Regions from separate parts of the Homo sapiens genome. Here region 2 is linked to region 1. Evidence: chromatin loops called from intact Hi-C (ENCODE). Cell type or tissue: MCF 10A. All regions are shown on one strand. Each heading gives the region's core, and the rest is flanking DNA. Links, peaks and the distances in the headings are about the cores only. Region 1 has its middle 56 kb from the start of LINC02725. Region 2 holds the start of LINC02725 (long intergenic non-protein coding RNA 2725).

Region 1 (5,390 bases), core at 143-5,142:
GGGGCTGGGAAGGTAGATGGTTTGGAGGGCAAGATTCTGGTATTCCTGGGTCCCGGCTTCTCATCACCATTTAAAAAAAGAGACCCACTTTCACATTTACCTTCACTTCTAATAGACATCATGAAGAATAAATAATCATACTTACTTCATGGAAAGACTTTTTTATGTACAAATGTAAAGACCCAAGAACACATTGTTTATAGTCTTGTTTTCTCACAAATCCTTATACAACAGACCTTGATTATTCATGAGAGACCTAGGGATATTCATAAAGTCCTCTCCAGTCTAGAAGTCTAGATTGCCTATTGGAATTTCCATTCTTTCATGTGCTTTTATAATAATAATTATTATCATTTTATTTCTATTGAAGAATCAGAAACAAAACATTCCACATTGTGTACGTATATCCAAATATCACATTGTACTCTATAAATGTATATATTTATGTTTTGTCAATCAAAAATAATATTAACAATACATTAAAAAATAATTTTAAAAGAAACAAAAGGTCGTGCAAACAAAAGCCAAAATAATAATATGTCTTACAGTAAGTAAAGAATTAATAAATGTTGGGAAAAAACCAACATTCTGGTTATGGGCATTGATCTAATAAGTGTAGTTCCCCCCACCGAGCAATTTCATTATAAAAATGAAGATCATATTCTCTCTACTCAAATTAGAGGATTTCTAATTTTATGCAACTGATTCATCACTTAAATTCAGTAGATGAAACTCTAGCCACAAGACTTATTTCATGTAGGCTCTCACTAAATCACTGTACAATCAATGTATGGATTTGTGTAGGGGTTGGATAGAAGTATTTATCTTTATTTCCCTAATTGTCAGAAAATCAAATTTTGTCATTTAAACATTAATTTCCTCAGTCATTGCATCATGAGAAACTAGGAATCTGAAATTTGTCTCTCACTAACCTAACAGTTTTATTTGAAAAGTAGGTCCAACCCAAAGTCATCCCTCTTGAGAACAGACAACATGAGGTGGGCTTGCTGGGAACGTGTCTAACTACGGACCCTGAATTTCTTGGCCATGGAGTATATATAAGTTGAGTGATTTTTCTCTTGGAAGCTCCTGTTACTTATCCAGCTTCATGTTTTAAGCCTAAGCATTTTGCTGCAAGGAAGTCATTCAAATGTGTTGAAATATTAGTCTCCCACTGAAGAATTTTAAAACAACATGTTATTTCAACACTCTCTGCTTCAATAATCAGTTGTTTCCAGGCTCCCTGAGCCTCAAATCATATCACAGCTAAATCTTTCTTCTGCACATTATCTGAATATTTACCTTCCTGTCCATGTGGAAAGTAAAGACTGATTTCGATCTGGCTGTGAGAGAAGCCAGGTTGATGCTGGCATGGGAACATCTGTTAGATGGCTGAGCTCCAGCTCGGTCGTCCTATTTGTGGTTTTATTACTTTTGTCTCTTTCTTTCCTTGTACTGTTAATATTTTAGAAAAAAAAGATTGACATTTATTAAAATGAAAGTCTACATGGAAGTGCTAATTAAACTGAATGACATAAAAATCTCAACTGTCATCCAAAACATGTTCATCAAATGACACACAAATGATCACCAAGAGTCAGAATGTATTCTTCAAAACCTCTGGAATTGATTACTTTTGCTCATCGACTTCTTATAATAAGTGTCGCTTTGTTTTGTGCTTTACCTTTATTTTAATAATGAAATTAAGTAAGTTAAACATATATCAATTAAGCATGGAAAATGTCACTCATGTTAAAAAGGCACTCAAAAATCAGTCACTATTCCAGACACTGTGGAAGTGATACAAATAGATGAATGGTAATGCCTCTCCTACTAGGTCTACCAGGGAAAACTGGCATATACATTACTAATTCATGAAAGATCGTAATAAATAATATAAAATACATAAAATGCTATGCAAATATGGAGGGCGAAGGGATGGCTTCAACAATTTCTAATATATGTGTGAAAAGGATAATAAAGTATTACATAAAAATTACCCCATAAAATCCTCACGCATTTCCCCAACTTGTTCTTACAAAGACCATCCATTTTTGACCCGTGTTAAGCCCATCCCTACCCTCTGTCACAATTCACACTCCACAAAAGCTCTACAAATTACTGCCCACACATTGAAATTGGTTTCATATGCCTTCTGTCCCCAGCTGCCTGCACCCTGGCGATGACTGCCTTGCAACACAGTCATGAAGGGCGTCGCCTGTGTGGTTAGCAGAGTGTAGGTTAGGCCAGGAAGTCTTGTGTGAAAGAGTAGCTGTTGGTGGTTTGGCTTAGAGAGCAGGAGTCTTGCCAAGGATGGCTTTGCTGCTAGCTTTAGAAATGATGGATGGTGGCCACAAGGCTGTTTCTTCCTCAGGACTCAGAAAAAGTTTATGAAAAATGACACGATTGTACACAGATGATCTTGGCGAGCCACTCCAAGCTTACACACAGAGCCTATACTCTCCCTTGGTCAGAGGATATTTAACACGGGTGGTATTGCCTGGGGATTTTGAAGCTCTATATGCACTTGGAATTGGCTATAAAGGGTATCCCTGAGCAGAACAGTCAGAGATATTGAAAGTCCTCTACACACAAGCCACATACACTACACCTTCTTATACACCACATATATACACCACACACAGGTCATATACACCACACTTTCCACTGTATACCACGGATGTGGCCTTGGTATTTGTTTATTCATTGTTTTGTATTTTACAGTCCTTGCTCACCCTAGGGGTCAACATGAGGAAGGACAATAATTTGAGTTAAATTCCCAGAATACCTTTGACATTTCCTTTGCTTATTTCTTTAATGCTAACCCTCTGTAAGAGTGGAGTAATATCTTACCACATGACCATGAAAGTTTTGTGTAATAAAAGGAAGTGAACCAAGATGAATAAGATAAGATGCAGAACAAAATTTCCATGACATTTTACGCTGTTCATACAATAAAAAAATAAATAGAGAGACACATAGCTGACTTTGCATTAAGAATTAGGAAAAGCAGGGCACTTAGGATAAGAAGGTACATTCGTGACCTCTTGGACCAATGTCGGTCCAGTGCGTTGACATTTCTGGAACAGCATCTGGACATCAGGCATTTAACCAGATCATTGGGATTTAAAGACATGTAAGACGTGGTTACTGAATCCAAGGAGCTCACTGATCGAGAGAGGACACAGGCCAGCAATCTCTCACAGTGCCCTGTGGTAAGGGCTGAGACAGCCACCATACTCAGTTGCGCTGGGAACACAGAAGCAGCTCTCGGGGCAGACCCATAGGGAAGATGGAATAGGCTAAGGGAAGAGAAAATATTTGAGGTGGGTATTTAAAGATGAGCACAACAATCTCCTTAATCTATACATGGGAAAAATAGTGAGGCCCGGAACGATGTAGAAACGTTACCTGCGGGCCCAAAGATAACAAGCCAGTGTCCCTCTCTGACTTGGAAGAAGGAGGAGGGAAGAATCAGAGGGTAAAGAGCTGGGCAGCTGGACTGGTATGTGAATATCCGAGGCAGCCAGACACGCTGCATCGTGGGAGGGAAGAGTTCAATGCTTTCTGACAACAACATCAGTGGACATCTCAGGAATCCAAGAGAAACGGGGATGCCACCAGGTGGCAAAGGGGTGTGTGAGGACGCTTCCAGATCAGCTCTGCAGGAGAATATACATTTATTTTACTCCTTTTATTTGTAAGAAAATGTATTGAATTGTTAAGCATATTTTGTCCTGGTTTTAGCCGTTAAAAAATTCCAGTCAGTAAAATAACATCTGAGGATGCACAGAATGAGAGGGGCATTCGGGATCTTTCCTTCCACAGAGCCCCTCTGCTGGCTCGCCACCCCGTGAACCTCATTCAGCTCAGGCTGCTATTCAGAGAGAGCCCGCGGTCCCCGCCCCTATGCAAGAGCTTAGGGGGGGAGTTAAGACCGCTGCACAAATATATGAAATAAAAGGGCTATGGCAAATGAGTCATTTAAAGTATAAGGAATTGGGCTGGGCACTGTGCCTCACTCCTGTAATCCCAGCACTTTGGGAGGCCGAAGCGGGTGGATCACTTGAGGTCAGGAGCTCCCAGGCTGGCCAACATAGTAAAACCCCCTCTCTGCTAAAAATACAAAAAAATTAGCTGGGTGTGGTGGCCTGCACCTGTGATTCCAGCTACTCGGGGGGCTGAGGCAAAAGAATTGCTTTAACCCGAGATGGAGGCTGCAGTGAGCCGAGATTGTGCCACCGTACCCCAGCATGGGCGACAGAGCGAGACTCCGTCCCAAAAAGGAAGAAAAGAAGGAAGGAAGGAAGGAAGAAAAGAAGGAAGGAAGGAAGGAAGGAAGGAAGGAAGGAAGGAAGGAAGGAAGGAAGGAAGGAAGGAAGGAAAGAAGGAAGGGGAATTGGAATTTTTTTCCTCCTGGAAATGCTTTCCTCTCATGGTGTCTATTGGATTCCTTCTCTCGTTTGTCTTAGTTCATTCCTGGCTGTTCTTTGTTCCTGACTTCTCTTCTTTTGCGTGCAACCGAGACATTCTTTGGAGTTCCACGCTTGACTTTTCCTCTACCTGCAGGTCCCCCAGCTTCACTGGCAATGCTTACTGGAGCCTTCCAGAACTCATTCCCACACCCAGGGCCCCTTAGCTCGAGGTGTGCCATCTGCACCCTGGAGGCTTCTCAAACTTATTACACCTGAGAACACACTCGGTAGCTTCTTCCTATTTCTTCTGACAAATGATGTTGCTGTCACACCTGGGCCAGAAATCTGGACACCAGCCCTGCCTTCACCCCATGCTAACCCTGCATATGCCCTGGCCAGCATCAGGCTGTTGATTCTGCATTCGTATCTTCTCTATGTCACAGACCAGAGTCATTGGCTACAAGGTACAGAAACTTTCTCAAGGCAGATGAGGTAAGGGGAGCTTGTTGTAAAACCATGGCAGACAATTCCATGGGCACCCAAGGGAATGACAGACTCAGCAAGCCATAATGAGGGCTGTGACTGGAACTGGAAATTCAAGAGCCAAGGATGTTCTCTCTATCACTCAAGAGCCCCAGAATCTCTTTCTTTGCTCCTGATTCCTTTCTATTTCAAGAGAAATCATGTCCTGTCTGAAGCTGTCTCTGAGTCCAGGGATCCACGGATATGGAGCACTGGACACGTGAGCCTGTGGCTCAGCCTGCTCCTGACTTGCCTCAGGGCCTATCAGGTTACACTCTCATCCTACTCCTGCATGTCTGCCTTGCCCACCACATTCTCCAAAGACTGTGAGCTCTGTGAGGGCTGTGATTGTGTCTCACTCATCTTTGTATTCCCCAGAAGTCATCACATTCCCTGGCACATAGTGACATGCAATAATGCTTGCTGACTGGACATCTGTCTCTACACAGACAG
Region 2 (5,390 bases), core at 102-5,101, 56 kb before region 1:
CATACAACCAAATGTTCACTGATCCCTTCCTCCTAAAGGGAAGAAAATTTCGTTTGTAATAATTTTTATAAAGTACTCTACTCAATTCCCTTTCAAAGTAAAAATTGCTCAGAGAACTATTTCTGTTGAATAAGAGAAGAAAAAAAATAACTCAAGAATGGATAAGTTATGCTACTATAGTACTCATGGTAAAAAATGGTATAGGCAAATAATAAATAATTGTTGTTAATATGGTCACAAATGGAATTTAGGTGTCTAAAATTATTTTTGAAATAAAATTATTCCTATGAAAAAATAATAAGCAAGATGTAAAATAAGAGATTAAAGTAACTAAAATTGAAAAAGATATTCAGGAAGAATTGAATGTATACTGACTTCTTCACATAGTCAATGCAATAAAATATTTCTTTTAATATTTTACGAATTGAAAGCAATGAGAACTTTAAAAATATTTTCTAAAATCTTAAAACCAATCATTGATAGAATTCTAAAAACCAACATCCTATCTTTCAAAATATCAAAAGAATGTAGAAAGCAAAATTAATTATAAATGATCTGATATTTTTCCAAAAAAGGAAGACATAAAAGAAACATAAAATGAAAGGTACCCACAAGTTAAAAAAAAAAAGAAGTATAATTTAATTTTAAAAATTCTCAATTGAAAGGCATAGGCCCATTTGGAGTTAAAAAGGAATCTATTTGTGTGTTATTTATAACAGACGCAAAATAAATGAAAACAAAATCTAAAGCCACCCATAAAAGGAAACAAGGTAGGTAAAATTAATAGCATCCATAATGAAATAAAAGGAAAAAGTCCATATATTTCTGTGTTAGGGTTCTCCAGAGAAACATAATCAATAGATATCTCTATCTCTATCTGTATCTCTCTCTATATATATATATCTATGTATCTATGTAGAGATAGATGTATAGACTTCTCTTTCTGTATACACACACACACACACACACACACACACACGGAGAGAGAGAGACAGGAGAATATTTATTATAAGGGATTGACTCATGTCATTATGAAGGTAAGAAGCCCCATAATTTTTCCTCTGTAATCTTGAGGCCCAAGAAAGCTGGTGGTGTAATTCCATCCCAAATCCAAAGGCCTGAAAACCAGGAAGGCACTGGTATAAGCCCTGGTCTGAGTTCAAAGACCCAAGAACCATGAACATCAAAGTCCAAGGGCAGGAGAAAATGGATGTCTCAGCTCAAGCAGAGAAAGAAACTTCCCCTCTTTTGTTCTATTCAGTCCTTCTGAATATGGGTGCCCACCTGTACTGGTGAAGGCAGATGATCTTAACACAGTCTACTCATTCAAGTGCTAATCTCTTCCAGAAACACCCTCACATACGTGTCCAGAATAAAATTTTACTAGTTTTCTGGGGATCCCTTAGCTCAGTCAAGTTGGCATATAAAATTAATAATTACAGATCTACCTCTTATCAATTTGGCTTATGTATCTCCTTAAATCATACCTAATCTCCAGATAAAGATAACAATAACATCGTGATTTCACCTAACATGATACAACAATTTTCATACTACCAAATACACAGTAATGTCTTCCTCAGAAAAGGAGATGAAGTCCTTGAGTGACATTTTTCTCCTGATGTTCCATAACTTAAATACTATGAAGTAAAATGAACAATACTTAAATCCTTATACAAGAGTCAGTATAGCTTATGTTACCTGATATGGAAAATCAAAAGAGGATAAATAACAAAGATAGTGTTTAACATATGTATATACACATACATACAAGCATATTCATAACAAAATTAGGAGATAATACTCATGACAATTATAGTCCTCATTTCTGGAACTGGCCACATAGTTGTAGCTAGTATTTATAACTACCTTCTACTCCTATCCTGTACAACCCTTGCCTTCAGCAACTCCCTTAGCTGGTCCTGTTTCCTTACCTGGTAGAAGGACTCAAATCTTCATTCCTTGAAGATTCTGCCCCATGAGTTGTTCCGCCTGAACTGAGTTATTGTAGTTTTCCACTGGCCTTAATCGCAATGTGTGGGAACACTAAGGGTGTCCTAAGGGAACTTCTGTATTCCAGATGTACTCTCCCTCACCCCCATGGTGGAGCAATTTCCCTCTTGTTAGTCAGATCAATCACTGTAGCCCACACCATAACTTCCTTATTTGCCTGTTGAATCAGCAGCATGGAGAGCACAAGGTGGCTGGGTGGCAGTCTTAACTCCCAGGTCAAGGAAATTATTCTTGTGTCTCCTGGTGAAGCATTCCATCCTCTGGAACTAAGACGTCTAGGCCAGCAGAGCATAATGTCATGGAAACAGGAAGTAAACATTTTGCTTGTGAGTCACTAGGCGCAGTAGTGAATGATGCCACTCCCACTTCCATTCTTTGATTCCTGGACCCATGAATTCTGGCTACCACATAAATAGCATCATATATTTGACCCTGATTCAGACCATATACAGCCTTCTGGAGAACCATTCCTGCAAGGTATTGCCACCTAGGTGGCACTGTAACTGAGTCTTCAAAAGACAATTCCATCAATGTATCAGGCCAGAAGCTTCAGAATGGTGGAAAACATAGTAAGACCAATGATTTTCATGTTCCTGGCCCTATTGCTGCACTTCCCTTGCTGTGAAGTGAGTTCCTTCATCAAAAGCAATGTGATCTGGAAGACTATGAAAATGGACAAGCCAGTGAGTTAAGTTCACAGATGGTAGTTGTGGTGTGCAAGAAAGGCAAATCCATATTCAGAGCATCTATTCCAGGAAGGGCAAAATACTGCCCCTTTCATGACAGATGTTTTCTAAGGTAATCAATCAGCCTGCTACCAGGTGTTGGCTAATCACCCCAGGGAATGGTGTCATATTAGGAGCCAGGTGTTGGTCTCTGCCATTGGGAGATTAGACACTCAGTTTTCTACAGTCCGGTTAGCCTTGTTGAGTGGAAGTCCATGTTTCTGAGCCCATGCGTAACTTCCATCCTTGCTACCATGGCCTCTTTGTTCCTGAGCCCAGTGGGAAATGACAAAGTTGGCTGGAGAAAGAGACTGATTTGTATTCATCCACACAATGGGTCATTCCATCCACTTTAATGTTAAAATCCTTCTCTGCCAAGCTCACCCTTTGGTGAGCATTCACATGAAATACAATATATCCATTATTTTTTGCTTATTCATAGAGGTGTGCCCACATCTCTCTTCCCCAAATTTTTTGTCACCAATTTTTCCATGTGTCCTTTCTAAGTTTCTGATCATCCAGAAAAAGAAGAACACTCGCTACAGACCATGAATTGGCAGGTAATCACCTCTCTAGCCATTTCTCTTTCTAAGAAAAGTGAATCATCAGGTGGAATGGTTGAAGTTCTGTCCACTGGGAGGATTTTCATTCACCACTGTCCTTCAGGGATATCCCTGAGAGGGGCTATAGGGGTGCAGTTGTCCCTTTTTGTGTTATGCCTGCATATTTTGCAGAATCCTCTGTAAACCAGGCTGAGTCTTCTCTTCCTCTGTCAACTGCTCATAGGGAATTTTTTAATGACTTCATAGCTGCAGGCTGGCAGAGAGCAGGAAGTGTAGCAGGAGTGGGGATCATGGGCATTTGGGCCACTTCTTAATGTCACTTACCTGTGCCTTCAGGACCTGCTTAGCCCCAGTCACATCCATTTGATGGACGAGTGTTGCTATGTACTCTCAACTTTATGGCTTTGTGGGTCAGGTAGCCACCAATTCATGATGAGCAGCTCAGGACATATGATAACATGGTGGTTCATGGTCAGCCATTCAGTCTCTATAAAGGCTCAATAGCTGGCCAAGAGCTGACTCTCAGAGGGAGAGTAGTTATCTGTGAATGACAGCATAACCTTACTCCAAAATCCTCAAGTCTTGCACTATGGTTTCTTTATAGGGTCCTGCCAAAGTCTCCAAACAATATCCCTATCTGCAGTTGATACTTTGACACCATAGGATGTGCTGAATTATATAGCCCAAGTGGCAGAATAGCTCTCACAGCAGGCTGGACTTGCTGCAGGGCCTTCTCTTGTTCTGGACACCACTTAAAACTAGAAGCTCTGATTCAGTTTGGCTGTGTCCTCACCCACATCTCACCTTAAAGTGTAATAATACCCAAAGGTCAAGGGTGGGGCCAGGTGGAGATAATTGATTCATGGGGGTGGTTTCCCCTGTACTGTTCTTGTGGTAGTGAATAAGTCTCAAGACATCTGATGGTTTTATAAACGGGAGTGCCCCTGCACAAGCTCTCTTGCCTACCAACATGTAAGATGTGCCTTTGCTCCTCTTTCACCTTCCGCCATGATTGTGAGGCCTCCTGAGCCATGTGAAACTGTGAGTTCATTAAACCTTTTTTTAATAAAATTACCTCCATACTGTTCTAATTTACATTTCTACCAACAGTGTACGAGTGTTCCTCTTTCATCTCAGCTCACCAGCATTTGTTATTTTTCATCTTATTGATAAAAACCATTTTAATTTGGGTAAGAGAATATTTTATTGTGATTTTTATTTACATTTCTCTGATGATTAGTGATGTTGAGTACGTTTTCATTTACCTATCAGTCCCTTACATGTCTTCCTTTGATAAATATCTATTCAGATCTTTTGCATATTTTTCATCAGATCATTTATCATTGTTGCTGAGCTGAGTTTCTTATATATTCTGATTATTAATCTCTTATTAATTGAATAGTTTGCAAGTATTTTCTCTCATTATGTAAGTTGTCTCATCCCTTTGTTGAGTATTTTCTTTGCTGTGCAAAAGCTTTTTAGTTTGATGGGATCCCATTTGTGCCGTTTTGTTTTAGTTGCCTGAGCTTTTGGGGTCTTAATCAAGAAATCTTTGAAAGTGTCATCTACAGAATCACCTAGCTCTTTGTTTCTCATAACTGAGTGATAAAGAGTACTTACCACAAACATATTGTTTCTCTATAAATAGCTTATTCAATGGACTATTAGTCCTCCTTTTACTACTGGAAATGGAGTAATTAGCATATTTAAGTCTAATCAGATTAGAGAACAAATTCAGAGAAACCACAGAACCAACTCAGAAAACTTATCCTTAAAACTTTGTTTCTCTAGAGTCATTTTCCACAATTCATTTTGTATTAAATATTATAATATACCTTTAAGATATAGTAAAATATAGTGGTCATAAACCTATATGTTCTCAATGACGGCTAACATATATAATGACAAAATATAGATATAAAAATTGGTTAAATTATAATTGTAACAGAGCACACACATTAATTCCTTGTCACATCAGGTATGTAAAGTACTGATAGAAATGGTTTGAGATAAACTCTTAGATTTAGTCATTTGAATTATGAGATTTTTGTGTATAAGGAGGTTTATTTAATATCCTTATTTTAACTTT

The links. Hi-C counts contacts between places; a loop is a spot of excess contacts. Peaks named below come from ENCODE experiments on the same cell type or tissue, not always from the same donor. Only the 100,000 strongest peaks of a DNase experiment are listed, where the experiment ranks them.
Region 2: it touches region 1 in a loop (8-fold over the local background); 8 of 110 quality-filtered maps call a loop at or near these places.

Annotation. Positions count from the first base shown.
Region 1 is chr11:128,036,677-128,042,066 of GRCh38, reverse strand. No RefSeq gene overlaps it. Among named protein-coding and RNA genes, the nearest start is that of LINC02725, 56 kb to the left of the region's middle. In MCF 10A, for the core only: no CTCF peak of the experiment used is centred there; a DNase peak (open chromatin) is centred at 2,246.
Region 2 is chr11:128,092,644-128,098,033 of GRCh38, reverse strand. LINC02725 (long intergenic non-protein coding RNA 2725) reads right to left here and starts at 2,275. Exons shown (of 6, transcript NR_183639.1): 1 at 1,935-2,275. In MCF 10A, for the core only: no CTCF peak of the experiment used is centred there; a DNase peak (open chromatin) is centred at 2,333.